Linked DNA regions of Homo sapiens: region 1 is linked to region 2. A link is an interaction called in ENCODE POLR2A ChIA-PET data of the cell type or tissue named here. Cell type or tissue: PC-9. All regions are shown on one strand. Each heading gives the region's core, and the rest is flanking DNA. Links, peaks and the distances in the headings are about the cores only.

The links. Peaks named below come from ENCODE experiments on the same cell type or tissue, not always from the same donor. Only the 100,000 strongest peaks of a DNase experiment are listed, where the experiment ranks them.
Region 1: POLR2A ChIA-PET joins it to region 2 with 5 read pairs; 5 of 35 experiments call an interaction of 5 or more read pairs at or near these places.

Annotation. Positions count from the first base shown.
Region 1 is chr3:48,318,776-48,333,694 of GRCh38, reverse strand. SPINK8 (serine peptidase inhibitor Kazal type 8 (putative)) reads left to right here and starts at 34. Exons shown (of 8, transcript NM_001080525.3): 1 at 34-160; 2 at 1,224-1,329; 3 at 4,421-4,542; 4 at 5,341-5,420; 5 at 12,621-12,670; 6 at 14,077-14,198. The coding sequence starts at 5,354. In PC-9, for the core only: no CTCF peak of the experiment used is centred there; no DNase peak of the experiment used is centred there.
Region 2 is chr3:48,269,064-48,285,489 of GRCh38, reverse strand. ZNF589 (zinc finger protein 589) reads right to left here. Exons shown (of 4, transcript NM_016089.3): 4 at 14,500-16,426. Among named protein-coding and RNA genes, the nearest start is that of NME6, 24 kb to the left of the region's middle. In PC-9, for the core only: a CTCF peak has its summit at 11,492; a DNase peak (open chromatin) is centred at 9,649; H3K27ac peaks cover 535 bases.

The DNA of each region.
Region 1 (14,919 bases), core at 1-5,000, 55 kb before region 2:
GTTATGAAATACTCAGAAACCCAGCCCAGCTCTAGAACTCACTCCTGAGTGCAAAGGCAATGTCAGGCACGCTGGTAAAGGACCACTAGAATCCAGCAGCCCAGACCCCTTTCTTTGTGGTCAAGAAGGGCAGGAAAACAGGTGCAGGACTGCTACATCGGTGAGTGTAACTAATCTGATAAGCAGAGGTCCGTGGGTGGTTACGCACCCTGAAAAGGAATAAGCATTAGGACCACAGAGGACGCTCTAGGACTAATGCTCATCAGAAAATGACTAGGGGTGCTGGCATCCCTATGTTCTTTTTAAACGTTCCCCCCTCCCAGGCAAAAACGCCCCTAAGATGTATTCTAGAGAATTAGGACCAATTTGACCCTCAGATGCTAAGAAAGAAACGACTTATATTCTTCTGCAGTACCCCTGGCCACAATATCCTCTTCAAGAGGGAGAAACATGCCCTCCAAGGGAAGTATAAATTATAACACCATCTTACAGCTAGACTTCTTTTGTAGAAAATAGGGCAAATGGAGCGAAGTGCCATATGTGCAAACTTTCTTTTCATTAAGAGACAACTCACAATTATGTTAAAAGTGTGATTTATGCCCTACAGGAAGCCCTCAGAATCTACCCCCCTGCCCCGGCGTTCCCCCGGCTCCTTCCCCAACTAATAATGACCCCCCTTCAACACAAACGGTGCCAAAGGAGATAGAGAAAGGGGTAAACAATGAACCAAAGAGTGCCAATATTCCCAGATTATGCCCCCTTGAAGTGGTGGGAGGAGGAGAATTCAGCCCAGAGTGTGTGTACCTTTTTCCCTCTCAGACTTGAAGCAAATTAAAATAGACCTAGGTAAATTCTCAAATAACCCTGATGGCTATATTGATGTTTTACAAGGGTTAGGACAATCCTTTGATCTGACATGGAGAGACATAATGTTACTGCTAGATCAGATACTAACCCCAAATGAGAGAAGTGCCGCTATAACTGCAGCCCAAGAGTTTGGCAATCTCTGGTATCTCAGTCAGGTCAATGATAGGATGACAACAGAGGAAAGAGAACGATTCCCCACAGGCCAGCAGGCAGTTCCCAGTGTAGACCCTCAATGGGACGCAGAATCAGAATGTGGAGATTGGTGCCGCAGACATTTGCTAACTTGCATGCTAGAAGGACTAAGAAAAACTAGGAAGAAGCCTATGAATTATTCAATGATGCCCACTATAACACAGGGAAAGGAAGAAAATCCTACTGCCTTTCTGGAGAGACTAAGGGAGGCATTGAGGAAGCATACCTCTCTGTCATCTGGATCTATTGAAGGCCAACTAATCTTAAAGGGTAAGTTTATCACTCAGCTGCAGACATTAGAAAAAAACTTCAAAATCCGCCTTAGGCCTGGAACAAAACTTAAACTAAGAACTTGGCCTCAGTTTTTATAATAGAGATCAGAAGGAGCAGGCAGAACTGGACAAACGGGATAAAAAGAAGGCCACCGCTTTAGTCATGGCCTTCAGGCAAGTGGACTTTGGAGGCTCTGGAAAAGTGAAAGGCTGGGCAAATCGAATGCCTAATAGGGATTTGATTCCAGTGCGGTCTACAAGGACACTTTAAAAAAGATTGTCCGAATAGAAATAAGCCACCCCCTCATCCATGCCCCTTATTTCAAGGGTATCACTGGAAGGCCCACTGCCCCAGGGGATGAAGGTCCTCTGAGTCAGAAGCCACTAACCAGATGATCCAGCAGCAGGACTGAGGGTGCCTGGGGCAAGCGCCAGCCCCTGGCATCACCCTCCCCAGGTATGCTTGACCACTGAGGGCCAGGAGGTTAACTGTCTGCTGGACACTAGCGCGGCCTTCTCAGTCTTACTCTCCTGTCCCAGACAACTGTCCTCCAGATCTGTCACTATCCGAGGGGTCCTAGGACAGGCAGTCACTAGATACTTCTCCCAGACACTAAGTTGTGACTAGGGAACTTTACCATTTTCACATACCTTTCTAATTATGCCTGAAAGCCCCATTCCCTTGTTAGGGAGAGACATTCTAGCAAAAACAGGGGCCATTATACACTAGAATTAGGAGAAGAAAAAAAGGTAAATATCTATACAGACTCTAAGTATGCTTACCTAGTCCTCCATGCCCACGCAGCAATATGGAGAGAAAGAGAATTCCTAACTTCTGAGGGAACACCTATCAAATATCAGGAAGCCATTAGAAGATTATCATTGGCTGTACAGAAACCTAAAGAGGTGGCAGTCTTACACTGCAGGAGTCATCAGAAAGGAAAGGAAAGGGAAATAGAAAGGGAACCGCCAAGCAGATATTGAAGCCAAAGAGCCACAAGGCAGGACCCTCCATTAGAAAGGCTTATAGAAGGACCCCCTAGTATAGGGTAATCCCCTCCGTGCCGCTATACTACCAGTAGCTCCCCTTACCAAGAGCTTCTATGGAGAATGCGGCTTCCCGGAAATATTGAAGCCCCATCTTATAGGAGTTTTTCTAAAGGAAACCCCACTTTCAGCCCCACACCCATATGCCCCTGAACTTCAGGCCATACATTTCAATCCCTGTATCTTTAACCTCCTTGTTAAGTTTGTCTCTTCCAGAATCAAAGCTGTAAAACTACAAATGTTCTTCAAATGGAGCCCCAGATGCAGTCCCTGACTAAGATCTACCAGGGATCCTTGGACCGGCCTGCTAGCCCATGCTGTGATATTGATGACATCAAAGGCACCCCTCCCTAGGAAATCTCAACTGCACGACCCCTACTATGCCCCAGTTGAGCAGGAAGCAGTTAGAGCAGTTGTCAGCCAATCCCCCCAACAGCACTTGGGTTTTCCTGTTGAGAGCGGGGACTGAGAGACAGGACTAGCTGGATTTCTTAGGCTGACTAAGAATTTGTAAGCCTAGCTAGAGAAGGTGAACGCACCCACGTTTAAACAGGGGCTTGTAACTCAGCTCAAGCCCGACCAATCAGGTAGTAAAGAGGGCTCACTAAAATACAAAATAGGCTAAAAGCAGGAGGTAAAGAAATAGTCAAATCATATATCGCCTGAGAACACAGGGGAGGGACAATGATCGGGATATAAACCCAGGCATTCAAGCAGGGAGTGGCAACCCCCTTTGGGTCTCTTCCCATCATATGGGAGCTCTGTTTCCACTCTATTAAATCTTGCAACTGAAAAACAAAAAGACAGTTTTGCTCTGTCTCCCAAGCTAGAGTGCAGTGGCGCGATCTCGGCTTACTGCAACCTCTGCCTCTTGGGTTCAAGCGATTCTCATGCCTCAGCCTCATGAGTAGCTGGGATTACAGGCACGCACCACCACGCCCAGCTAATTTTTGCATTTTTAGTAGAGACAGGGTCTCACCATGTTGGCCAAGCCGGTCTCGAACTCCTAGCCTCAAGCGATCCGCCTGCCTCAGCTTCCCAAAGTGCTGAGATTACAGGCTTGAGCCACAGTACCCAGCCTATTAAAATTTCTGATGGAAAATTTTACATGTAACTTAAAAATATATATAAGCAGGCACCAAATTTAGAGGGATTAAAAGCAAAAATTCTGAAGACCACCATGGTAGACACTGTGGTTGATCAGAGCAGTGCTGAGAAAATACACTTGACCTCCCAGAACTATGTGGCATGTCCCCAGTTAAGGCCATTCATTTAGGACTTAGACCTGAGGAATTTATGATAACCAATAACTTCTGAACTTCTGCTTTAAAAAATGTTAGCGTTTTGAGAAATTTTTGTTCAAATGGTAGAACAAGCTATCATTTAAGGGAAATGAGCACTCTATCTCCAGATTTCTCAGCTCTGCTAAATAAGACTGAACTTGGAGGATTCCATATAAGGTAATTTTCTACTTTAAAACCCTGTGAGTCAGGCCAAATCAGTGGCTTACACCTGTAATCCCAATGCTTTGGGAGGCCAAGCAAGAGGGTCACTTGAGGCTAGGCGTTCAAGGCTGCAGTGAGCTGTGATTATGCCACTGTACTTCAGCCTGGGCAACAGAGAAAGACCTTGTCTCTAAAGAAATAAAAATAAATAGAACCTCTATAAGTCAATATAGAAATAATCTAAAGCAGATGCTTCAATAAAGTGAACACTTTTGACTTGATAAAATAACTGCACATGCAGATGTGGTACTTTATAATATTGTGTCAATATCTGAAGCCGTCTTGAATGTAATAATTATAATGCAAATTAAAATGTAGGAATTCAAAAATTGTCTATGACATATGTCTAAAATGGTAGGTTCAGCTTTGGCAAGAACAGCTAGATTTGGGAGTAGTACTGGACAGTACATATCACCCTCAGAAATTTGAAATATGAACTCACAAGATTTAGGCATTACAGAATTTAGAGTTGAAAGAAATAGATTTGAGTCATATCTACACTTCCTAATTTCAAAGCTCACTCTCTTCTACTTCCAGGCATTGGAACCTTGAAAAGACAAATAAGCTTTGCCTTCCTTCCTAGTTCATTATGAACAAACTATCAACAAAAACCATCCTGTTCAGCCAGTTTCTCAGAGCAACCATGGGAGTCACAGCAGGTAAAGTGGACTTCTTAATTTGCAAACTTTTAAGGGTTGTATTATTTATTACTTGGTTTTTTCCTCAGGGGAGGCCTTGGGTAGAAATTACCTCGATATAGAATGAAAAATGTTTGCCTGGAAAATGTGTAGGATGAAGAGAATAGAAACCAGTAATTAAAATATCAATTGGTATGTACTATAATAATTTCAATAATGCAAGTAAGCTGTTGGTAAATATACTATGGTTTTCCTTTCAGTAATTTTACTGGATACTAAGTATTAACACCAAGTAACAACATTAGGGAAGATTACAAGTAAAGGAGTGAGGTTTTGGTGTTTTGTCCCTTCTTGTTTCTTATTGCCTGTTGACTTACACATGTTGTTGAGTGACTGCTCTTCAGAAATGGGGTCCTGCTATGTTGCCCAGGCTGGTCTCGAACTCCTGGGCTCAAGTGATCCTCCTGCCTTGGCCTCCCAAAATGCTGGGATTACAGGCATGAGCCACCATGCCTGGCTACTTTTAAATATTTTATTGGAAAACTCTTAGTATTTATTCTTTCCCTTGGCAAGCATTCTTTACTAACTCTTTTTCTGGCATCTTCTAAAATTCTGTTTTTAAGATTTTTTTTTCAAATGTCCAAAGATTTTAGGGAAATGAATTAAACAATTGAGTTGCATCAGACACAATTCATTCCAAATGACCTGAGGAAAGAACAAAGTATTTAGACTTCATTTCCTGGTCAGTGAGGGATCTCTGTGAGAACTTGTACTTCGCATAGATGTTTGTCCTACATCAAAAGTTGCATATTTCCACAGTTCTTCTGTCACCATGAAGGGGATCTGCTCAGACGCCATCCTTGTTCTAGCTACCTCCATGTGGATGGCCTTTGCAATTGGTGAGTTATGTGTCCTTGCTCTGCCCACATTTTCTGCAGTAAATCTAGAATCATGGGAAGATTAGAGATGGAAGTGGAAGTGCTGTTCAGTTTTATTTAATCCTAATTTCTCATGTTACAAATGTAGAAATTAAAACCCAGAGAAAGGATTCATACAATGTTGCTACTATCAAAGCTGGGATTTGAATCCAAACCATCCAAGTCCAGGAACATTGAACTTCCCAAAATGCCAGGTTACTACCTAAGATATTTAAACCTCAGAAATGTACATTTCTAGAGTTTGTATATTTACATATCTCAAATCAAAAAAAGAAACTCATTAGACTATGTGGAAGTAGACTCAGATATTATTCTGGTTAATGGCGGGTTTTAGCAAAAGTCATGCTTATAGTTAACAGTAGGGAATCTCTGAAGGCCTCAACATGTTGTTTTTCTATTCGATTTCTGCAACTCTTTCCTACTTGTCTTCAATCTCTTACTTTCCATTGGTACGGCGTCTCACTTAAAACATTTTTTTCAAGGCTCTCACATCTTAGGAGAGTTCTGTAACAAGCTGAAAACTATTTTTCATGACTCTCATATCTTACGTAAAAAACAAATAAGCCTGGTCCCTCTCCTCCCCTTCCCTCTCCAATTTAATCATCTGTTGACAAATCTAGGTATATTTCTACACTTCCTCACCTTTCATTCAATCCTCACCCCCACTGCTACTGAGCATATCAGCCATTGGCATCAGCCTCCCTGCAAGCCTGCTGTGTTCCCTTCTGGCTGAGTCTCATCCTCTGTCGGGAACACACCATAACTCAACCAAAGTGGACCACTCCATCTTTCTTGCAAATCACCCTTTCCTTGTTCTTGTAGTTGTATGGCCTTATATTTTTGCCTCAAACCTATTTCTCCCCTGTATGCCCATAACCAGTGACTAAGTTCGGTTGATAGAACACTTCATATATCATGTAAATTCATGCTTTTCCACATTTCCACAACAGTGACTTCCTCAGTGAAGGTTCTCATCATTTCATGAAAATATTTTTATATTCTCCTTAACCGTTCCCTTTGCCTCTAACTTGACTTACTCTAACCCATGTACCACTGCTACAATAGTTGTCATTTTTAGTGCAAATCTTATCTTAGTTCTGCTGTAATAAACACAAAGCCTTTGTGATGTGGCCCTTACTACTATGCTGGGTTTCCCAGCACCCATTTATTTACATATCCAATAAATATATACTGTGTGTTGACCTTATGCCAGTAACTGGGCTAGACATGGGTTATGTGTCAGGAGTGGTACCTGAACACACCAGTGGTGGAAGATATATAGATATCATAGTTCATACCTAATATTAACACACTTTTTTTTTTTTTTGAGACAGAGTCTTGCTGTTACCCAGGCTGGAGTGCAGTGGTGTGATCTCAGCTCACTGCAACCTCCACCTCCTGGGTTCAAGCGAGTTTCCCACCTCAGCCCCCAAAGTGGCTGGAACTATATGCATGTGCCACCATGCCTGGCTAAATTTTTTTTATTTTTAGTAGAGACATGGTTTGACTATGTTGGCCAGGGTGGTCTCGAACACCTGACCTCGAATGATCCATCCGGCTTGGCCTCCTAAAGTGCTGAGATTACAGGCATGAGCCACCTCACCCGGCCACACCTTTTTTTTTTTTCTTGAGACAGAGTCTCCCTCAGCCACCCAGGATGGAGTGCAGTGGCACCATCTCAGATCACTGCAACCACTGCCTCCCAAGTTCAAGCGATTCTCCCATCTCAGCCTTCCAAGTAGCTAGGATTACAGGCATCTGCCATCATGCCCAGCTAATTTTTGTATTTTAGTAGAGACAGGGTTTCACCATGTTGGTCAGGCTGGTCTTGAACTCCTGACCTCAGGTGACCTGCCAGCCTTGGCCTCACAAAGTGCTGGGATTACAGGCGTGAGCCACCGCGCCCGGCCAGACCACACATTTTGATAAATGTTTCAAAAGGTAGGAACAGCAAGAATGTGTAGAACTTAAGCCACTGCCTATCTTTCCCCTTCCCTTCCCAGCGCAGTGTGAGGGAAGATCTACTCTGGACAGATATGGCCAAGATGAGTTTTTCTTCTCTCCCTAAGCTTACAGGGGGCAATGGTATATCTCCCTCAGAAGGACACGTCGTCAACATTTTTCATTCCCCCCATACCTTTGTGTTGCTGAGGCTAAATTCCAGGAAAGTGAGTCCCAGAGGCAGGGTTCTCTTTTTTCCCACCCATCTCCTACTTGTGAGACTGAGGCTCCATCCCAGGTGAGGCAGACTGAGAGTAGTGGGGCCCTGATGGCCCTCACCCTAGCTTAGGTCAGCCCAGTGTCTCAAAAAAAAAAAAAAGAAAAGAAAAGAAAGGACGGTTGGGCATGGTGGCTCATGCCTGTAATCCCAGCACTTTGGGAGGCCAAGGCGGGCAGATCACCTGAGGTCGGGAGTTTGAGACCAGCCTGACCAACTTGGAGAAACCCCATCTCTACTAAACATACAAAAGTTAGCCAGCCATGGTGGTGCATGCCTGTAATCCCAGCCTCCCATCTCAGGAGGCTGAAGCAGGAGAATCACTTGAACCTGGGAGGCAGAGGTTGCAGTGAGCTGAGTTCGCACCATTGCACTCCAGCTTGGGTGACAAGAGTGAAACTCACTCTCAAAAAAAAAAAAAAAAAATTAGCCAGGCATGGTGGTGCAGACCTATAGTCCCAGCTACTGGGGAGGCTGAGGCAGGAGAAGCACTTGAACTAGGGAGGTGGAGGTTGCAGTGAGCCAAGAATGTACCAGTGCACTACAGCCTGGGCAACAGAGTGAGCCGCTGTCTCAAAAAAAAAAAAAAATTACAACGTTACATTAAAAAAATACTTACTTACTTAGTGCAACACAAACCAGTGAAGGAGGACTTGAGAAAAAAGGAGACATACACAAAACAAAAAGTAAAATGGCAGGTGTAAGTCAATCCAACTATATCAATAAAAAAATTAAATGCGAATGAATTACACAATCCAATCAAAAGGCATAAACTGTCAGACTGAACAAAAAAAAACCAACATCCAACTATATGCTTTATATGGAGATACTCCTTAGATTCAAAAACACAAATAAGCTGAAAGTAAAATGATGAGAAAAATATATCATGCAAACTGCAACCATAAAAAGTTGGAATGGCTATACTAATATCAGACAAAATATACTTCAAAACAAAAATGTTACTACAAATGAAGAGAGACATGTTATGATAAAGGGTCAGTCTATCAGGAAGATAAAACAATTATGAACATATATGCACCTAAAAATAAAGCCCCAAATATATGAAGCAAAACTAACAGAATTGAAGGGAGAAATTGATAATACAACAATAATGGTTGGAGACATCACCTCAAACTTTCAATAATGGCTAAAACAACTAGACAGAAGACCAATAAGGAAATAGAAGACTAGAACAACACTATTAACCAACTAGACCCAACAGACATCTACAGACTACACCATCCAACAACATCAGAATACACATACTGCTCAGGTGCACATGCAGTGTTCTCCAGGATAGGCCATATCCTAGATCATAAAACAAGCCTCAATAAATCTAAAAGGATTGAAATCATGTAAAGTAATTTTTCTACTATATAGAAATGTTTATTTGAATGTATTCTATATGTTCTTTATGTTAGAGAACATATAGAAATGTAATATATTTGATAATAGCACAAAGGGGGTGAGTGGGAGCAACGTTGCTCTCACCACTACTATTTAACATTGTACTGGAGGTTCAAGCCAGGGTAATTAGGCAAGAGAAAATGAATAAAAGTTATCCAGATAGGATTGGAAGAAGTAAAATGATCTCTGTTTGTAGATGACATAATTTTGTGAATAGAAAGTCCTAAGGAATACTCTAAAAACTGTTAGTGTTAATAGCAAGTTTGCAGAATACAAGAGCAATATACAAAAATCATTTGTATATCTATACACTACTAATGAACATCCTGAAAATGAAATTAAGAAAACAATTTCACTTACAATAGCATCAAAAATAATAAAATACCTAAGGATAATTTACCAAAGGAGGTGAAAGACTTGCACACTGAAAACTACAAAACATTGATGAAAGAAATTAAAGAAGACCTAAACCAACATAAAGATATCCCATCTTCATGGATTGGAAGACTTAACATTGTTAAGATGGCAATATTCTAGAAATCAATCTACAGATTCCATGCAAATCCTATCAAAACCACAGCTGGCTTTTTTGCAGAAATGGAAAAGCTGATTCTAAAATTCATATGGAAAAGCAAAAGACTGACAATAGACAAAATAGACCTCAAAAAAAAAAAAAAAAGTTGAAGTACTCACACTTTTCAATTTCAAAGCTTACTACAAAGTTACAGACATCAAGACAGTTTGGTACTAGCATGAGAATAGAAATACAGGTCAATGTTTCAGTCATACGTTTTATGAAAAAGAAAAAGAAATACAGATCAATAAAATATAAGAGTCCAGGGGAAAAACACCTTACATTTGGAGTGAATTGATTTTAACAAGCTCTGAAGACAATTCAGTGGACAATAATCTTTTTAAACAAATGCTGCTAGGACAACTGGATATCTATATACAAAAGAATAAATGTGGACCTTTTCCTCACACCATGGACACAAATTATAATGCCTCAACATGGATCACAGAACTAAATGTAAGAGCTAAAATTATAAAACTATTAGAAGAAAACAATATGAGTGAATTTCGTGACCTTGAATTAGGCAAAGCCTTCTTAACGATGGCACCAAAGGCAGAAAGGAACAACAAAAACAAAAAGATCAATTGGACTTTTAAAAACTTTTGTGATTCAAATGATACCAATAAAGATACCAATATGGCCAGGAGTGGTGGCTCATGCCTGTAATCCCAGAACTTTAGGAGGCTGAGGCGGGCAGATCACCTGAGGTACTGAAAATACAAAAATTAGCTGGGTGTGGTGGTGCACACCTGTAATCCCAGCTACTCGGGTGGCTGAGTCACGAAAATTGCTTGAACCTGGGAGGTGGAGGTTGTAGTAAGCAGAGATCACGCCACTGCACTCCAGCCTGTGTGACAGAGCGAAACTCTGTCTCAAAAAACAAAACAAAACAAACAAAAACAACAGAGATACCACTTCACACCTACTAGGATGGCTATAAGAAAAAAGAAAGATAGTAACAAATGTTAGCAAAGATGTGAAGAAATTGAAGCCATCGTGCCTTGCTGATGGGAATGTAAAATGCAGCTGCTTTGGAAAATAGCCTGGCAAGTCCTTAAAAGGTTGGAATATGACTGGCAATTCCACACTTTGTATATACTTAAGGGAAATAAAAACACATGCCCACACAAAAATGTGTGCATAAATATTCATAGCAGCTTTATTCATAATAGCAAAAAAGTGAAAGCAACTCAAATGTCCATTAACTGATTAATGGATAAATAAAATGTGGAATATACATACATTGAATATTATTTAGTTATAAAAAAGAATGAAGTACTGATACAAGCTACAATATAGTTAGAACATTAAAACACAGACACAAAAAACCATATACTTCGTTGCATGACTCCATTTATATGAAATGTCCAGAAAAGCAAATCTACAGAAACAGAAAGTAGAGGCTGGGCTTGATGGCTCATGCCTGTAATCCCAGAAATTTAAGAGGCTGAGGTGGGCATATCACCTAAGGTCAGGAGTTCGAGACCAGCCTGGACAACACGGTGAAACCCCGTCTCTACTAAAAATACAAAAATTAGCTGGGCATGGTGGCATGCACCTGTAATCCCAGCTATTTGGAAGGCTGAGACAGGAGAATCACTTGAACCCAGGAGGCCGAGGTTGCAGTGAGCTGAGATCGCGCCACTGCACTCCAGCTTAGGCGACAGACCAAGATTCTGTCTAAAAAAAAAAAACAAAAAGAAACAGAAAGTGGATTATTGTTTTTCAGGGGCGAGGGTGGGGCAGGAGGGGAAATAGTTGGAAGAGGGGCATGATAAATGACTGCTAATGGTTACAGGGTTTCTTTTTGAGGTGATGATGGCATAACTGTGAATATACTAAAAACCATCAAACTGTAAACTTTAGGTGAATTATTTAAAAAGAAAAAAATCCTCTATATGATGGTAAAAATTGGTAAATTCAGCTGGGCATGGTGGCTTACATCTGTAATCCCAGCACTTTAGGAGGCTGAGTGGGAGAATTGCTTAAGCCCAGGAATTCCAGACCAGCCTGTACAACGTAGTGAGACCTCAGCTCCACCAAAAAAATCAAGAAAATAAGTTGGTCATAGTGGTGCATGCCTGTAGTCCCAGCCACTTGGGAGGCTGAGGTAGGAGGATTACTTGAGCCCAGGTAGTTGAGGCTTCAGTGAGCTGATATCGTGTCAATGCACTCCAGCCTGGGTGACAGAGCAAGACTCTGTCTGAAAACTTTTTTTTTTTTTAGACGGAGTCTTGCTCTTTCACCCACGCTGAAGTGTAATGGTGCGATCTTGGCTCACTGCAACCTCCACCTCCTGGGTTCAAGTCATTCTCCTCCCTCAACATCCCAAGTAGCTGGGACTACAGGCATGCACCACCATGCCTGGCTAATTTTTGTATTTTTAGTAGAGACAGGGTTTCACCATGTTGGCCAGGCAGGTCAAAGCATTTTTTAAAAATCTGGTAAAATTCTATGATATGTGAATTATACCCAAGAAAGCTGATATATATGAGAGTTGATAACATATTATACATATTATATACTATAAAATTATATCATGTGATTATAATATATACTTATATAAAATTTTATATACATATGTAATTGCAAAGACTGCTTTGAATTGAATATGTAAGCCTTAATGAAACTCAGCATCTTTTAGGGCATCTCAATATAATGAATTCATGGTAATTTGTAACTTAGAGCATGTTTACTAAAAAAAACTGACAAGGATTACAGAAGTTGTTACTTATGAAATGGAAGGGCTAGAATTAAGAACTCCATTTTACAAGAAGGTAAAGGCACGTATTTCCTGATTCTTTGCTCCTTTAGAGGGCAGCTTGCATCAAAGAGGAGCCCAGCCTCTTCTGATGGGGTTTGATGCTTCCTGTGTGCCAACTAGGGTTCCCCTCATCTTACCTTTTTCGCTGAGGGCAGAAGACAGAGAAGCAACTTTTCTGTATGTGCTTTTGTCTTCCAGACTTCCCCCTTCCTATGGCCTCTGAAAGAGGTCAGCTAGACAAAACAATAGTGAGTACTGCTTCCTTGGTTCCTAATAACAGGAATGGGGAGAGAGCCAGTTTGCCCAAAAGCCCCAGCTCTTTCTTCTGGGAGGTGGGCAGTGGAGGGGGCTTGCATGGGAATAACAGAACAATAAAAGCTGAGTCACCAAGTATGTGTAGCACATTTTATATGTTCCTGAGCCCTCTTCTCAAGGGTTCTCCCAATCAGTTTACATAACTCACCTGTGGGGTAGAAAGCAAGTATTTTGCACCAATAAATGGATGAGGATGTCGTGGCACAAATTCAGGTAGGTCCTATGCCACAGTGGATACTGTTTCCACCATGATATGCCAGGCATACCCCCTGCCTCCCTCACACCAAGGCCCTATGAGGTATTTCCTCCATCTCCTTCCTTTGGTGCCTTCAACCTGCTGTGACAAGTTTCAGCCCCTGCCATCTGAGGCACCACATATGATAATGTTCATCAGAATTTTTTTTTTTTTTGAGACGGAGTCTTGCTCTGTTGCCCAGGCTGGAGTGCAGTGGCGCGATCTCAGCTCACTGCAACCTCTGCCTCCTGGGTTCAAGTGATTCTTCTGCCTCAGCCTCCCGAGTAGCTTGGACTACAGGTACGTGCCACCACACCCAGCTAATTTTTGTATTTTTAGTAGAGATGGGGTTTCACCATGTTGGCCAGGCTGGTCTCAAACTCCTGACCTTATGGTCTGCCCACCTCGGCCTCCCAAAGTGCTGGGAGTGCAGGCGTGAGCCGCCATGCCTGGCCCTTCATCAGAAATTTTAACCTGGAAAGACATTTCCCTACTTCTGCTCTCTGTAACCTACCAATCACATTTTGGGGTTGGTACAAAAATATGATTGTTAGGTTACAGAGGGCAGGGATTTTTATCTTTTTTTTTTTTTGGAGACGGAGTCTTGCTCTGTCGCCCAGGCTGGAGTGCAGTGGCGCGATCTCGGCTCACTGCAAGCTCCGCCTCCCAGGTTCACATCATTCTCCTGCCTCAGCCTCCCCAGCAGCTGGGACTACAGGCGCCCACCACCACGCCCGGCTAATTTTTTGTATTTTTAGTAGAGATGGGGTTTACCGTGGTCTCGATCTCCTGACCTCGTGATCCACCCACCTCGGACTCCCAAAGTGCTGGGATTACAGGCATGAGCCACCGCGCCCGGCCGGTATTTTTATCTTAATAAAGAATTTATGGGAGTCTGGAGAGTGCACAGATTATATATTATTTTGCAATTATATACATATTGTGGGTGGTAACTGTTGGGGTCAAACACTGAGGCTTCTGAATCCTTTTCTCTGAACTCCTGATCTGGTGCTCGTATTCCATCCACCTCCCAAGCTATACATAATAACGGCCAAAGGACCTGGATGAAAGTGTCTGAAGCAGTTGTGTGTGTCTCACCTTCAGGTTGAATGCCTCAAGAATGTAAATAAGTGCTGGTTTTTATCCTACATCAAGCCCAGTGAACCTATTTGTGGCAGTGACCAGGTTACCTACAGTAGTGACTGCCATCTGTGCTCCAAAATTCTGTAAGTCCTAATTTTGTTCTCCCTTTCTTTCAAGTCAAGAGGTTAAGAGTGGTCAAAAGAGGGTGATGACCTCAGCCCACTTCCTACATCATCCAATGAGACCTTCTCTCCAGACATTCCTCCAGTATTTGTTCCTCCCTTTCTTCCATTCCTTTCTGTGACCTCAAAAGGTACATGTGATCCTATTCAGACAATGCAGAAACAGAAATCCACTAAGGTGAGGGCACTGTGTGTGACCTGGACAAGCCTCAAGTGGAGGCACTCAGAAACAAGCAGCCATAGCATGTAGATCATGTGACCCTACATGAAGGTCATCCTCATGCCCCCTCAGGCCAAAGAACAGAAACAAAGAACAAAAAGAAGAGGAAGAGGAAGCTGGGTGAAGAATCTTCCCAGCTAATAGTTTATTGGTCCTAAAATGGATATTATTTTCCAAAACAACTTTCTTTTGCTTTCAACTTAGTATGTGGTTTAGTCTCTGCACCCATCACATGTTAGAAGCTTTGAGTAACACACAAGTGAAACGCCCAATTGTTTAGCCCAAGGGGAATAGTGAGGAGCAGGGGTTTGTATGAAGGAAACTCCGTATACAGTTAGGAGGATTCTCTGACATCTGCCTTCTCCTTTAAGGAGAAAAGCCACACCCTTGTCTAACTAAGGCTTACAAGTTGAGTGCTATCTTAAGAGAGAAAAGCAAAAACACAAGAGTAGATCAGAATTA
Region 2 (16,426 bases), core at 6,618-11,617:
CTCAATAGCGTGCACAGCTACAATATGGGATTAGAGGCCCAGGATTGCCTGAGTCTCTCAGAGTGAGAAGCCAGGGACTAAGGAGAATTTCCAAAGGGGCAGAGGGCAGGGTAAGGCAGGGAGGGTGTGCAGCTCAAGAGAGCTGGGGCTGGAGGCTTGAGTCAAACCAAGAATGATTAAAATTGAGAAATTCCAACAGTTCCCCCACCCCCAAAAGTAGAGGCCAGAATTCTCATGCAATTGAGTCAGAGAATTCTGGCATTGGGAGTGAGAAGGGTAAGATATAATCTCTCTGAAAAGCATTTCAGTCATTTATAAACCTCTGTGATTCAAAGTTTTCTCATTATAAATGGGGATGTCAGTGTCTTCCTAAGGCTTCACACTTCTCATTTTAGGTCCTGGGAGAGAAGATAGCTCCTCCCATCCCTCTTAGAGCATTTTACAGAAGCAGGTAGTTTGTGTTGGTTTGTCTTCTGGTTAGCCATTGAAGATTTGTAACTCATGGGACTGGGAACTGTGAGCCAAGACTGGTATTTTAGGTTTCCTATAGGTTTGCCTGTCCCTACAAAGGTAATACAGATGCTCCTCAGCTTAACAATGAGGTTACATCCGGATAAACCCATCTTAAATTGAAAATACTATAAGACAAAAATGCATTTAATACACCTAAACTACTGGACATCATAGCTTAGCCTCGCCTACCTAAACGTGCTTAGAACACTTACATTAGGCCAGGCACGGTGGCTCATGCCTATAATCCCAGCACTTTGGGAGGCTGAGATGGGCAGATCACTTGAGGCCAGGAGTTCGAGACCAGCCTGGGCAACATGGTGAAACCCTGTCTCTACCAAAAATATATATATAAGCTGGGTGTGGTGGCACGTTCCTGTAGTCCCAGCTACTTGGGAGGCTGAGGTGGGAGGATTGCTTCAGCCCTGGAGAAGGTTGCAGTGAGCCAAGATTGCACCACTGCACTCCAGCCTGAGTGACAGAGTGAGACACTGCCACAAAAGCAAACAAACAAACAAAATACTAGTCTATGGTTGGGCAAAATTATCGGGCAGCACAGTGAACTGTAGCGTCCATCGTTTACCCTTGTAACGTGTGGCTGCCTGGGAGCTATGGCTCACTGCCACTGCCCAGCATCATGAGAGTATCACATTGCATATTGCTAGCCTGGGAAAAGATCAAAATTCAAAATTCTAAGTACAGTTTCTACTGAGTACTATAATTTTCATACCATCATAAAGTTGAAAAATGGAAGTCAAACCACTGTAAGTGGGGGACTTTCTGTGCTATGGATGACTGGGTGGTAACCGGGTCTCTGGCAGTGCAACCACAGTTGAGTGGCTTTTTTCTCTCTCAAAATAACATCTCTTCCCAGATACTAGACATGTTTTTCCTAAATAGTCTCAATCTGGGACGTTCGTATCTTATCCATGGCTCTGACCCCCAACTCTTTCCCATCTTTGGATGTTCCAGGTGGGGTTTCCCTACAAATTTCCAATGTAAAGAAACCTCACCCACAAATTTTAGATGATCCTGTAAGTGAAAAATGGCAAGAAAATGGAGAACTTGGATTTAAGGAAACAAAGACAATGAGTATAGACTGTTAAGTTTAATTATGACTTAAGGAGAAATATGTCAAGTTTAGGGAAATTTGGCAACTTATGGACATTTTGAAGGACTGGTAAAATACAAATTGATTTATAGGCTCTAGTTCTTTGCCAAAAGAGAGGAACAGAGGATACAGGAGAGTAAGAAGACAACTGAGATTATGAGTTCCCACAGAATATAAATTTGAAAGGGAACCCTCCCAACACAAATTATAATTCAGGTGAGAGCTCTTCCTCTGGTTTAGTGGTCCCAGGAGTCACAGGCTTACACTTGTCTCAATAGCTCTTGTGTCTATGTGATATGGTTTGGCTGTGTCCCCACCCAAATCTCATCTTGAATTGTAGCTCCCATAATTCCTACATGTTGTGGGAGGGACCTGGTGGGAGGTAATTGAATCTTGGGTTGGGTCTTTCCTGTGCTATTCTTGTGACAGTAAGTAAGTCTCATAAGACCTGATGGTTTTATAAACGGAATTTCCCCTATGCAAGCTCTCTTGCCTGCCACCATGTAAGACATGACTTTGCTCCTCATTTGCCTTCAGCCATGATTGTGAGGCCTCCCCAGCCATGTGAACTGTGAGTCAATTCAACTTCTTTTCTTTATAAATTGCCCAGTCTCAGGTATGCTTTACTAGCAGCATGAGAACAGACTAATACACTACGCTTCAAGGCCTCCCAAAAGCAGAGCATGAGATGGCGACTTGTGTGCAAGTAGTTTATTTTAGGAAGGGGTCTCAGAAAACAGGCATCAGGACACTAAGAGAGTAAAAGAAAGGAGAAGGGAAGGCCATCCCAAGCATAGGGTATTGAGCTGGTTACCACTGTGGACAATGGGCTTCAATCTAGTTGGTGGTCCTCTGTCTCCCACCAAAGCCTAGGAGGCTGGTTGTTTGTCCAATGGTTTCATCATCCGTTGTCAGTGATTTGCCAGGGAGACCTAACCCATTTGCAGTCCCAGACTTGCATATGCCAGAAAGGCTGAGGGGCTCTTGCAGGCTTCCCACACTGCATCAGCAGAGAAGCTCCTAGAAGGAGCATGAGAGAAACGGTGAGGAGGTCTTTGATTTCACCTGAGTGCAGCTACGGTCAGGGTAGGAATGTGGGCCAAGAGGACGTGAGATGGGGCATAAAAGTTGTTCAGTGCCATCCTCCCCTGCCTGTGTTTGGGTCTGCCCATGCGCCAGCTCTGCATGTAGCTCAGCATATCAGAGAGTCAGGCAAGAACCTAGTGAGCCGCGATCTCTACTTAAGACTCAATATAAGTGGATTAGTGGAAAAGATAACATTTCCCACCATTACAACTGGGCCTGAAGCCATAATTGATTCTTATTACCTCCCTCCTTTATCAACCATATTATAGTTCCTGCCCCCAGAGCCAACCTTTACAGGTCGAAGATGCTTACCTACTGGGAAAACAGACTTTCACTTCCAAGAGGTCAGATCCCTTAGCTGACTTACCCTGATAGAGAGCTGCGATTGCTGCAAGTGCCCACTGATGGTTATGCCTGGGTATGGAAGCATTCACAGAACCTCCTGGGTTCAGATATACTTGAGTAGCAACATCACCAATGCATGATAATCAGGGTCAATGACCTACGTAAGTATAATGGCTCCTCCCTTTTCCTGCCAGCCTACCATCGTGGGAAAGCCAGAATGACCAAGTTAGTAACAACATTAGTTTAGCAGACACTGCCTGTGCTCTTTGGTAGAAACATCTCCCCACTCTGCCCCCACTAACAAGGAATTCTAAGCTGGAAGGATCCAATGTTCCAGGGATAAGAAGTACAAATGTTTACCAGGTACTATTTCTGCAGTGCCTTATCATAGAGGTTTCCAGCTTGGAAAATGTCAATAGGCCACGTTGTAATCCTCACCTGAGAGGTCTCTGGAGATGGGTCTGGTGTAGCAGACACCTAAATCTTGCTTGTATCAGAATTCGAATTTTTTTTTTTTTTTGAGACAGAGTCTTGCTCTGTCGCCAAGGCTGGAGTGCAGTGGCATGATCTCGGCTCACTGCAACCTCTGCCTCCTGAGTAGTGATTCTCCTGCCTCAGCCTCCTGAGTAGCTGGGATTACAGGTGCCAGCCACCTCGCCTGGCTAATTTTTGTATTTTTAGTAGAGATAGGGTTTCACCATGTTGGCCAGGCTGGTCTCGAACTCCTGATCTCAGGTGATCGACCCACATCAGCCTTCCAAAGTGCTGGGATTACAGGCATGAGCCACCACACCAGGCCAGAATTAGTCAGATTTTAGGAGACCAGAGGAATTTGAAGAACCAGGCTGCCTGGGGGCAAGGAATTGAACAGAACAGCCTCTCAGACCCAGACTCCAGATGTTTCCAGAATCCCAGGCTATAGCCAAGTACCATTACTTATTAGCTGTGTGAACATGGCCAAGTTATCTACATTTGTTTTTATTTGCTCATCTATAAGATAGGCATGCTATTGTTACCAGCATCATATATTTGGTAGTCTCTCTTCTTTGCTTGGGAACAGATCAGCTGGCAGAGATGGGGTTTCACTATGTTGGCCAGGCTGGTCTCGAACTCCTGACCTCAAGTGATCCGCCCACCTTGGCCTCCCAAAGTGCTGGGATTACAGATGTGAGCCACTGTGCCCAGCCAAGTGGGGCTTTTGAGCCAATCCAGAGTCCTGTTATGGCTCCCACTGCAGACTGTATAACGGTTCACGGATGTTTTACATGCTTGTACTGAGAATGCTCATGTATGTCACAGGATTCTCCCTTTCAGGGTTTTTCACATAAAGAGATCTCAGTTCCCTTCTGGCCGGCTCAACAGAAACAATATAGACTCCCAGGAGAAGGAGAAATCACAGCTTTAATGACTTAATGACTGTCAAAGACCTGATTGGACAAGGTTAATGAGGCAGAAAGGAAAAAGCCTGGATTGGGAGCTGGGCTTCAAGGACTGGTTCATCTTCCAAAGGTAGGTTTGGTAGTGAAAAAAAAAAAAAAAATACAAGCCGTTATGCAACTACTATCTGCCAGACACAAAACTAGCTTCCATATGATCATTATTTCCTATAAGAGAATAACTTCCAACATTTAAAAATGTTATTTATACCCATATGAAATGACATAAGATGGTTAGATGTATTTGTTTTAACAAATTTGTGATTTACTACTAAATAGTAAATTCATTTTCTATTTCTTCATTTGTGTACATTTTACTTAAAATTACATAAAACACTTATTAAGATTAAAGAAACAAAAATTTTTTTTTGAGACAGAGTCTTGCTTTGTCACCCAGGCTGGAGTGCAGTGGTGCAATCTTGGCTCACTGCAACCTCTGCCTCTTAAGTTCAAGCTATTCTCATGCCTCAGCCTCCAAGTATCTGGGATTACAGGCGTGTGTACCACGCCCAGCTAATTTTTAGTAGAGACGGGGTTTCACCATGTTGGCCAGGCTGGTCTCAAATTCCTGACCTCAAGTAATCCGCCAGCCTCAGCCTCTCAAAGTGCTGGGATTACAGATGTGAGCCACTGTACCTGGCCCAGATATACCAGATTTTTTAAATCTTCAGTATAGATTCAGCTTGAGAACAAGAGGTAATATAGAAATCCATAAAAGCTTGGATATTTCAAAAGACAGATACCTCTTCCCAGTATCTATTAGAACATTTCACAGTTCTCACTTGTCAGCCTCCCACCACACAAAATTCTCCCCCATGGAATTGGAATCTCCAAGTTCAAACCCTCATCTAACCATCTCCCTCCCACGCATTCATCATTCCACAGCCTCTCCTTTGGGCTTACTCCCTTCTTAATCAAACATGGCCCTGGGGAATCAGGGCCCTTGAATCACCCGAATCAGGGTGAACAGTGGGATTCATTTCCCCCAGTGGCGAGCAGCCCCAGATTCCTAATCTGAGCCCAGCATTATCTCAGTTCCCCAGGAGCTATGCAGGATTCACAAGTCCTGAGTTTTACAGTTCTGAGAGCCCATGATCCCTTGAAGACTCATTATAAATGCCCAAGTCTCACTCCACCCTTGCCTGTTCCTTTCCTGGAGAGGTTTACCATAGGGCCCAGCATCTGAATCACAGGAGCCAGTTGTGGAGATCTTGATTCTCACCTCACTCCAAGGCCTAAAAAGAGGAATTCCTGAGGCCAGGACATGAAGGGACCCCTCAAGATGGGAAAGGAGGGTTAACAAGGCAGGGGAGAGAAGAGAGTGATGTTGGAAAGGACCAGCTGCGGAAAACCAAGACCCCTGGGATTGCACTGAGCGAGCACTCCTGCAAAGGCTTATGGGAAAGTGGCCCCTAAATGCAGACCACTAAGATGCTAAAACTGGTAAAGTGAGGTGGAGCCATTCCTCAGAGAGGGAGAAGGTAGGGGATCAGTGACAGCTGGAACCGATCTTGGGAAGTCCTATCCTCATTCCCCAAATGTTGGGCAAGCAGCAGAGGTCACAAGTAGCCCCTCCAGAGCCCTCTGTGGCTCCTCCCAAAGCACTCTTCCCCACCATCCTACCCTGCAGGCACCACTTCAATAAAATTTGGGAAACAAAGGGAGAATTCAGTGCTGAAGAACAAGTCCACAGGGAGGGATAAAGAGCAGTCCCTAGGTGTGTGCTGAGAGAGAAACTGCACTGAGGGACAAAGCTCAAGGAAAGGGGATGAAGGATTTGGAGGGCCAAATACAATAACCGAAAAATGGGCAGAGCCAGGGAACCTTAGGGGTAGGGTTGAAGGATGAGGTTGACAGGGAGACAGCCTGCCTTGATCTCAGTTTGACTTACTGGGCCTTGCAGTCATTTGAATGAGGCCCCCTATCATCCTTCAGAAATGAGCTGTCAGCCCCTACACCAGAGACTCAGCTACTCCTTTCCCCACCCCTCCTTCCCCTGCAACCCTTTATTGTGAAGATCTCACAACACCTCGAGCTTGTTACTGCACAGATGAGGCCATTACAGCCCTGATTTCATCCTCTTTTCGAAGAGACAAAGGAAGGGGTGATTCTTGACTAGAAGGCACCCAAAGCCATCTGCCCTGGCCGGACAGAGGTCCCCTCTGCGTCTTGTTGGATATAAAATGCTCTAGGAATAAATGCTTGGTACCATGAAAACCAGCACTCAGGCAAATTATTTCAGCAAGGCAATTTACTTCTGCAAAAGGGTGCCACTTGTGTCAATCAAGATCACAAGAGCACACAGAACAAAGGAGACCGGGGCGGGGGGGTTTATCTTTAACGCAGTCCCTATCTCTGTGTCACTCCCCCATGGGCTGTGGCTGGACCGCACAATCTGAGCTGACCCGATTGGCTACTTGTACATATTTTCCCAAATATAAAAGGGGAGGGGGACATGAGGTACAGAGGTGGAGCATGTGAGATGTGCAGTTTCAGGGAAACAAAGGATACAGGTAACCAAGGGAACAGATGTGAATTATTGATTAGAGCTGATGGGAAGGGGGATAGGCTGTTTACGGTAACTAGGGGCAAGGAAGAACAAGAAAGTTGAGTTTGAGAACAAGGATAAGGAAGTTAATAGGCTAAACCCTTTGAAGAGAAACTCAGATTTATTGCATCTTACAATTCCTCCCTTTTAATTTTCTTACGATCCTTTCTCTTCAAACTTTTTAAACATGTCTTGGCTTTGCCATTCGATTTGATCTTTTAAAAGGAAAAGCGTACTTGAATAAGGTAGAGGAGAACTAAGGGAGGCTTTAGTAAGTGGTGTTTGTACAATTCTTTGTATTAGCCCACAGATGCATAGTATGACACAACACCCAATGAGAACGAGGATGCCTACTACAACTGCAAGGGAAATAAAAATTGAGACCGTGATTCCTTTCCATTTACCGAACCACTTTCCTAGCCATCCTTAAATGGGGTCATTGACTCCAGAATTTTTAGCTAATTCATTGGATAAAGCGGTAAGTCTCTGCAAGGCCTTTGTTATGCTCCCATCGGGGGCAGTGTTGTTTGGGATGAAGGTACAACATTGGGTTTTAATCATAACACAGACTCCACCTTTTTCGGCTAATAACATGTCTAGAGCTATTCTGTTTTCCCAAGCCATTTGGCTAGTAGGCCCTAATTGGTCAGCTATTCCTTTGATAGCATCCCTGGTGTAATTAATAAACCACTGCTGGTTATAATAGATGTAATTTATCCAAGCTACATTTTTATTAATAGTTACCCCTGGAAATATGGATTCAAATCCTGCAGCTCTTTGGTCTCAGGCTTTGAACCTGTCAGGCACTCCCTGTGGGACTCCAATGGCATCTATGTAAACTTGAGAGTCAAAAGACCCATAAGGAGCTTCTCTTATTTTTTAGTGTTGTGGTTTTTCTTTCTCTGGTTGATGAAATGCCAGGGTGAAAGGGATAGCCAATTGGACAATTGCACAAGTGCCGCTCCAGTTACTTGGCAGTGTCCAGTAAGGGTCCACCGCAATACCACCATACATCCGCTCGAGGATGACTAAGGGCAGACTGACGGGTAAGCTCTTGGAAGGGCTTAAGCTCACTCCATCCCATTAAGCTTCCGAGGAATGCCAAATTCTCCCCCTGTTGTGAGAGACATGAGGTGAAACTGACATTGGGAGATGGAAGCTGGATGGACCTCAGGGGCTGACCCATAGGGTGTTGGACTTCAGGATATAGCAGAGAGAGTGCTTGGCATGATTTGTTGCCCCAGGCTGTGGAATCCTGGAAAAAAAGCTACCATACAGCCCATGCCTGGTTGATTGAAGGACCATCCTAGTGGAAAGGGGACAATCTGGGCCTCTGGTCTGCAGTGCACATAAGCATAACAATTGCTTTTGTTTAACATGCAGACAGAATCCATTCCAACCAGGCATTTACATCTTGATATCCTGTTTCAATTGTTAGGGTTTGTCTTAAATCTTTTACTTCTACAATATTTACTTTGGCATTGTTGTTAGGTAGAGTAGAAGATTCAGATGGAGAAGAAGGGGGGTCGATAAAGCATATTTTAAAGAAGCCTTATGGTCATATCCATTGACCTCTGCTCCTAATCCATACAAGCATTCTAAAGGGGGCACAGGGTTGGTGGAGGTAGGGGCATTAATAGAGATTGTTACTGGGTTACAGTGGTGAAGTTGATAATTAGAGGGGATGATTCCTTTGGTAAGGCAGAGGCAAAATTTTAGGTTGGTACAGCTTTCTGGGGAGGTCCCGCCGTGTTCTCTGGTAGTTAGGATGACATCTGCCCATTGAGAACATATCTCCCAACTTGGGGTGCCTTGGTACCCCCGCCATAAGCAAGGCACGGGGTCAGTGGCTTCTCTGAAGGGGCAGAGGTATTTTTCTGAAGTAGAGACATATCTTTGCCAGTATTCATCCTTTTGACAAGGCATGACAAGGCAAGCATCAAAGGTAATGATTTGGGGTGAGTCTGACCTAGTTACATTGATAACAAGGTCAGCAAGAGAATGAGGAAAGAAGAAAGGGGAATAGAATAGATAAAAGAGTGTTAAATGTTTCTTAACCTTAGGTTTGAGGGGTTTTTTCCCTTGGATAATGACCCACAACTTCAGGGATGGCGGTGCTTTCTTGACTTGGGTGTGATGGGTCTATCTTTTCTTGCTGTTTGGACTGCAGTTTCAGTGGTTAGAAGCACTAGGCTGGCTCCTCAGGCTGGTGTCGAGGTACTGGAAACTCTAGGGGTGGCGCCTGTACTGGAAAATTGTGAGTTCTGAGGGAAGAGAAAGTGGAAGATAAACCAAGTATGTAGGAATGTTGGATTGCTTTGAGAGGTAGTTTGGATTCTTAGTAGAGTAATAAGAAGTCAGAAGACATTTGATTTATGGCAACCAAGTCTCTAGACTTGTTTGGCTCAGGGTATAAATTCCTATACACATATAAACTTTGTGCTATACATGGCTTGGGGTCTTTAATGAGTCCTCTAATGTAGGTGGAGAAAGGACTTCCTTCATAAGAGGTCTGAATAACATTTCTCTGAGTTCCCTTTAGCACCTACAGGAGAAATGCTCCTGTAGCGTTATCTGATTTGCTAGGTTATTTTCTGGCTTATCTGATTTGCTAGGTTATTTTCTTGACTCTTGAAAGACAGGCTTTTTGGTGCCTGGGGACATGGACAATAGCTATTTTTTTCTTTTCTGGTAACTGAAGGTTATTTAATACTTGGGTGACTAACTCCTCATAAACAAGGCTTTAACTTTTACTATTAATTCAGTATGAAATTTTCTAAATGTATGAGCCACTGTAAAGGCGTATTTACAATTAGTATATATGGTTCTTTCGGGTCCTGCAGGTACTTTAAAGCTTGACTAAGTGCAGACAGCTTATAAATTTGAATAGACTAATTATTAAACACTTTGATTTTCTCTAGGAACTTTCATTAACCACTGAACACTTGTTGCATTCTTTTTCCCTTAATCACTTTTGAAGGGGGTTTCTCTTAAGTTTGGCCAGACGTTTGTACGGTAATCAGTTAAATCTAAACATGTGTGCTTTCTTTTTGATTTGGATCTCTCGTTAAGAAACTTGCTAGGTTACGCGAATTATCAGTAGTTAATGTTAAACCATCCTTTTTAACAGAATAGCCTCATACTTATACACATGTAATTATTTTCTGGTAGCACATTTTAATATAAGTGACTTTAAGAGGTCGGGCGTGGTGGCTCATGCGTGTAATCCCAGCACTTTGGGAGGCCGAGGCGGGCGGATCACGAGATCAGGAGATCGAGACCATCCTGACTAACATGGTGAAACCCCGTCTCTACTAAAAAATACAAAAAAATTAGCCAGGCGTGGTGGTGGGTGCCTGTAGTCCCAGCTACTGGGGAGGCTGAGGCAGGAGAATGGCGTGAACCTGGGAGGCAGAGCTTGCAGTGAGCCGAGATGGTGCCACTGCACTCCAGCCTGGGCGACAGAGTGAGACTCCGTCTCAAACAACAACAACAACAAAAAAGCGACTTTAAAGAATCAAAGTTCTTTTCTGGTGGATATTTTTACTTTTAACACTGGCCTGACCACAATAAATGCTAGCGGATATATCAGCTGAAAGATTATTTACCACTTGCTCAGGAGACTTAGCCGCAGGGATGCCTAGGTGCTTGGAGCTGCGGCTGAGGCCCCATATTACTTGGCCTTGGCAAAAGTAAGGCAGATATCCCATAATGTAGTCTGCTTGGGGCATAGGCTGGGGCCTGGCCCATGGGTCTTGCAGAGCCGCCGTCAATATGGTGCTGGGATGTTGGACCAGCGGGGGGGCAGGAGCATGGGCTTTGCCTGCCGCTGGGGTGTACTATGGGAGGGACGATGCAGACATGTTGCGGTGGATCCTTGATGTTACTAGCCCAGCAAAAGCGACCTGGTGAATTAGGAGCTTGGAGTTTTTCCGGGGAGGGGGACTTAGGCTGGGCCTGAGGGGAAGGGTTGGGTGTATTAGGAGGGGGACTAGGGGTATTAGGTGGAGGATGGTCTAGGGGATCCCATGTGCTGTTCTCTTTGCCAGGATCCCCCCTTCTCTCACTGGTTCTACAGTAGGGGCAGGTGCATAAGGGAAAAGGGAGGACAGGTCTTTGCTTCCAACAAAGAGCATAGTTCAGTTCTTCTTGAGAAACTGGGCTTTTATTACTTACATGTTGAATTAAAAGTTGATATAGTATATCCTTAGTCGACCCAAACTTTGGCCAGAAGATTGAGGGACTGAGGATAGGTCTTTGAGACCAAATAGAACAGCAATATTTTATCATTTGTTCCTTTGTCTTATGTTTAGTTCTCTTGTTATCTTTCCAACCTTTTAGCCTGAGACCTAAGGGGCTATCAGGTGGTATATCTTTGAGACCTTGGGGACTATCAGTGGTATATCTTTGTTGCTAACTTTATCTTTTTTGCTTGTATTATTTACCATACTGGGTCCTGGCTAGGCTCAATCCCTCGTATTAGGAATCTCTTGCCTAGTGGGGGCTTTCTGTGGCTCAACCCCTCATATTAGGGATCTCCTGCCTATTTGGGGGGTTCCTTCTGGCTCAACCCCTCGTATTAGGGGTCTCTTGCCTGTCCTTCACTGGAAGCTTTGCTAAGGCACAATTCGCCTATCCTTTAGCTCCACCTGCTGGAGATTCCTTGCACCCTTCTTTCACTGCAACCTTCACGCTCTGGCCGCTTCCCTTGAGGGAATGTTCCAGGTCACTTTTAGCATTCATGGGGGGTCAGTATAAACCCCTGACGGGACCCCCAAAGGGCCGCCCTAAGCCATATGAGATGACCACGGAACTGCAGATTGGTCTCACTCCGCACAGCAGTAGTGCTTGTTACCATTCATGCACTTTCAACCTCCAGAATGCCCCGACCCCCGCAAAACCACTAAAGAAGTAATTTGTTGCCCCTGCGACGTTTTCTACCTTGGTCTGTGCAGTTTACCTGGTCGCCGCAGTATTGCAAGTCTCTCTTCCCCGCGTTGCTGAGAGTCCAGGTTTATTCGTCACAACAGGTGGGTCTCGATCTCCCATCCCTGAGGGCCACCGCAACAGGGCAGTGGGAAGTGTCTCCCCTGGGTAGGGTGACTGAAGACCCCTTCCCGAAGGAGAATGGGAATCCCAGACGAGCCCCCAGAATTGTTGGATATAAAATGCTCTAGGATGAAATGCTCGGTGCCATGAAGTAAAACCAGCACTCAGGCAAAAGTTTAATTTCTCTCAGCAAGGTAATTTACTTCTGCGGAACGGTGCCACTTGTGTCAATCAAGATCACAAGAGCACAGAGAACAAAGGAGACCAGGGGATTTTTATCCTTAACACAGTCCCTATCTCTGTGTCACTCCCCCCATGGGCTGGGGTCAGACTGCACAATCTGAGCTGACCCAATTGGCCACTTGTACATATTTTCCTAACTATAGAAGGGGAGGGGGACATGAGTTACAGAGGTGGAGTGTGAGGCGTGCAGTTTCGGGGGAACAATGGGTACAGGTAACCAAGGGAACAGATGTGAATTATTGATTAAAGCTGACGAGAATGGGGTAGGCTGTTTACAGTAACTAGGGGTAAGGAAGAACAAGAAAGTTGAATTTGAGAACAAGGATAAGGAAGTTAGCAGGCTAAACCCTTTGAAGAGAGACTCAGATTTACTGCAGCTTACAATCTCTTCCTATGACTGCCTGGACCTGACAGTCCTCTTGCCGGACCAGATCTGTGTGGTATCTCGACAGTGCCTACATGGATTTTAATAGAAAATGAACACTTTTTTCTCCCTCTCATGTTTAAAGTAGATGTATGATCACTAATTTTTCCACTTTCATTTTTCTATGGGAGGAGTAACTTCGAGGTCTTGTGGAATGATGGTGTCCCACCCTTCCCCTGCCCAGCAACCCCTAAACACACACACATACACACACTTTCTATGGCTTTTAGCTCAGGCCATGGGAAAGGGGCAGCAATAGTGAGAGGTGACAACGTGTTAGCAGCCCTCGCTCACTCTCAGCGCCTCCCCGGCCTCAGCGTCCGCTCTGGCCACGCTTGAGGAGCCCTTTAGCCAGCCGCTGCACTGTGGGAGCCCCTCTCTGGGTTGGTCGAGGCCGGAGCCAGCTCCCTTGGCTGGCAGAGAGGTGTGGAGGGAGAGGCGCAGGTGGGAACCAGGGCTGCGCATGGGGCTCGCAGGCCAGCATGAGTTCCGGGTGGGCGCAGGCTCGGGGGCCCCCACACTCGGAGCGGCCGGCCGGCACCACAGGCCCCAGGCATTAAGGGGCTTAGCACCCGGGCCAGCAGCTGCAGAGGGTGCACCGGGTCCCCCAGCACTGACAGCCTGCCCACGCCGCACTTGAATTCTCACCGGGCCTCAGCCGCCTCCCCATGAGGCAGGGCTTGGGACCTGCGGCCTGCCATGCCCAAGCCACCCCCGACCGCCATGGGCTCGCATGCAGCCCGAGACTCCCCGACAGGCGCTGCCCGTCCCATCGACCGCCCAAGGGCTGAGGTGTGCAGGTGTGAGGCACAGGACTAGCAGGCAGCTCCACCCACAGCCCCAGTGCGGGATCCACTAGGGGAAGTCAGCTGGGCTCCTGAGTTGGGTGGGGTCTTGGAGAACTTTTGTCTAGCTGGAGGATTGTATATGCACCAAGCAGCACTCTCTGTCTAGCTCGGGGTTTGTGGATGCACCAATCAGCACTCTGTATCTAACTAACCTGGTGGGGACTTGGAAAACTTTTATGTCTAGCTAGAGGATTGTAAATGCACCAATCAGCACTCTGTGTCTAGCTCAAGGTTTGTAAACGCACCAATCAGTGCTCTGTGTCTAGCTAATCTAGCGGGGACTTGGAGAACTTGTGTCTAGCTAAAGGATTGTAAACGCACCAATCAGCACTGTGTCTAGCTAAAGGTTTGTAAACGCGTGTCTAGCTAATCTAGTGGGGACTTGGAAAATTTTTGTCTAGCTAGAGGCTTGTAAATGCACCAATCAGCACTCTGTGTCTAGCTCAGGGATTGTAAATGCACCAATCAGCACCCTGTCAAAACGGACCAATATGCTCTCTGTAAAATGGACCAATCAGCAGGATGTGGGTGGGGCCGGATAAGGGGATAAAAGCAGGCTACCCGAGCCAGCAGCGGCAAGCCACTCAGGTCCCCTTCCATGCTGTGGAAGCTTTGTTTTTTCACTCTTCACAATAAATCTTCCTGCTGGTCACTCTTTGGGTCCGCGCCGCCTTTAAGAGCTGTAACACTAACCGCAAAGGTCCGCAGCTTCACTCCTGAAACCAGCAAGACCACGAACCCACCGGAAGGAACTAACAACTCCAGATGCGCTGCCTTTAAGAGCCGTAACACTGCTAAGGTCTGCAGCTTCACTCCTAAGCGAGACCACAAACCCACCAGAAGTTAGAAACTCTGGACACGTCCGAACATCAGAAGGAACAAACTCCAGACACACCATGTTTAAGAATTGTAACACTCACCGTGAGGGTCCACGGCTTCATTCTTGAAGTCAGCAAGACCAAGAACCCACCAATTCCAGACACATTAGGGTGGTAGGCCAGGCATGGGGGAGATCCTACATTCCAGGTACCCCTAGCCCTTCCCCTAAGCAGGCTAACCTTGGGGATTCCCTGGAGATCAACCACTTCCAGTGAGAGGGAGTGGACAAAAGCCTCTGGACCAGCCATTCCTTCTCTCTCTCCAAGTCCTTTTTCCTCTCTAGCATCAAAACCAAGCCTAAGTATTTTGAGGTTACATGAACATCTCTCCCCTTCTTTTCTGTGGCAGAGTCCCTTAGCAAATAGAGGCACTGGGGCCTGAGTGGATAGCTCTCCAAGGTACACTCATTGACACAGGGTATCAGGTAGGGCTAGCCCCAGCCCAAGGGAGTAAGGCAAACTGTCAGAACCTGGGCCATATGGGCCCTGGAGTGTGAGGAGAGACAAATGGCTAAAGGCCCTGGCACCATTCCTGGATGTAATTTAGCCACCCGAGCATGGCTAAAACACTGGGTACTGAGATTGGAGGATTTAAGAGGAGCTGTGTTTAAAATACCCTTAAACCTGGTATTGGAAGGCTGATGATGCAGCATTGCTAGATCCCTGTCATTGAAGGCCAAGGTGGCGTGGCTATGTTTAAGTCCTGAGTCTGAAGAACTTTTAGAGTGTGGTTAAAGAATCTTGGATTTGGGACTGGAGGGTTAGGAAGGGGACCTGGTAAAGGTGTCCCTCAGATTGTAGGGCTGGAGACTGAACTCTGAGTAAAATCTAAAGGTGGGGTAGGAGAGGAAACAGCAAAGGCTAGAGATGTAGAAAAAAATAAAGCAGGAGAGTGTCATGGAAGCTAATGGAAGAACACAGTTGCAGAAGGAAGTAGTCAGATGCAAAGACCATTCCTCCAAGGGGACCGTCACTTGACACCTCTGCTCTCAGAAGTTAGATCTCTGTCATCTTCACATCTAAAGGAATGTAAGGGGTCAAAAGACTGTCCCCAAAGCTCTTAGAACAAGAGTGGGGTGGGCGTACAGTGGATAGATTTGACTCCAAGTATCTCTTAAGGGGCCACTTCCAGCCAACACCTTACTCTCACTCCATGAAGGTTTCTCCCGAGTGTGTCCTCTGACACGTGACAAGTAATGATGTCCACGTACAGCTCTGTCCACATTACCTTACAAACAAGGCTTCTCCCTAAGCATTTCCGCTGGTGTGGCTGATGGCTGACTTGTTGCTAAAATCACATCCTCACTCCTTGCACCTCTAAAGCTTTTCCCCGAGTGTATCTTCTGGTGTATGATGAGCTGTGACTTTCTCCTAAAGCTTTGCCCACACTCCACGCATGCATAAGGCTTCTCCCCCGAGTGTATCCTCTGATGTAAGCTGAGAGTGGACTTGTGGCTAAAGTTTCGCCCACACTCGATGCATGCGTAAGGTTTCTCTCCTGTGTGTGTCCTCCAGTGTCTGTTGAGGAGTATCTTCCGGCCAAATCCCCGCCCACATTCCCCACACACATAAGGCTTCTCCCCTGAATGTGTCTGCTCGTGTGCGAGGAGAGTTGATTTATCACAAAAGCCTCGCCCACACTGGCTGCACACATAAGGTTTTTCCTTGGAGTGTGTACTCCGGTGGTAGTGGAGGGTTGACTGAGCTATAAAGCCTCGCCCACACTCTCCGCAGACATAAGGCTTTTCTCCTGTGTGTGTCCTCTGGTGTCTGATGAGCTGTGATTTCGTGATAAAGCCTTGCCCACACTCCGTGCATGCATAAGGCTTCTCCCCAGAGTGTATCCTCTGATGTACACTAAGAGCGGACTTGAGGCTAAAGTTTCGCCCACACTCAAAGCACGTGTAAGGCTTCTCTCCCGTGTGTGTCCTCCAGTGTCCATTGAGGA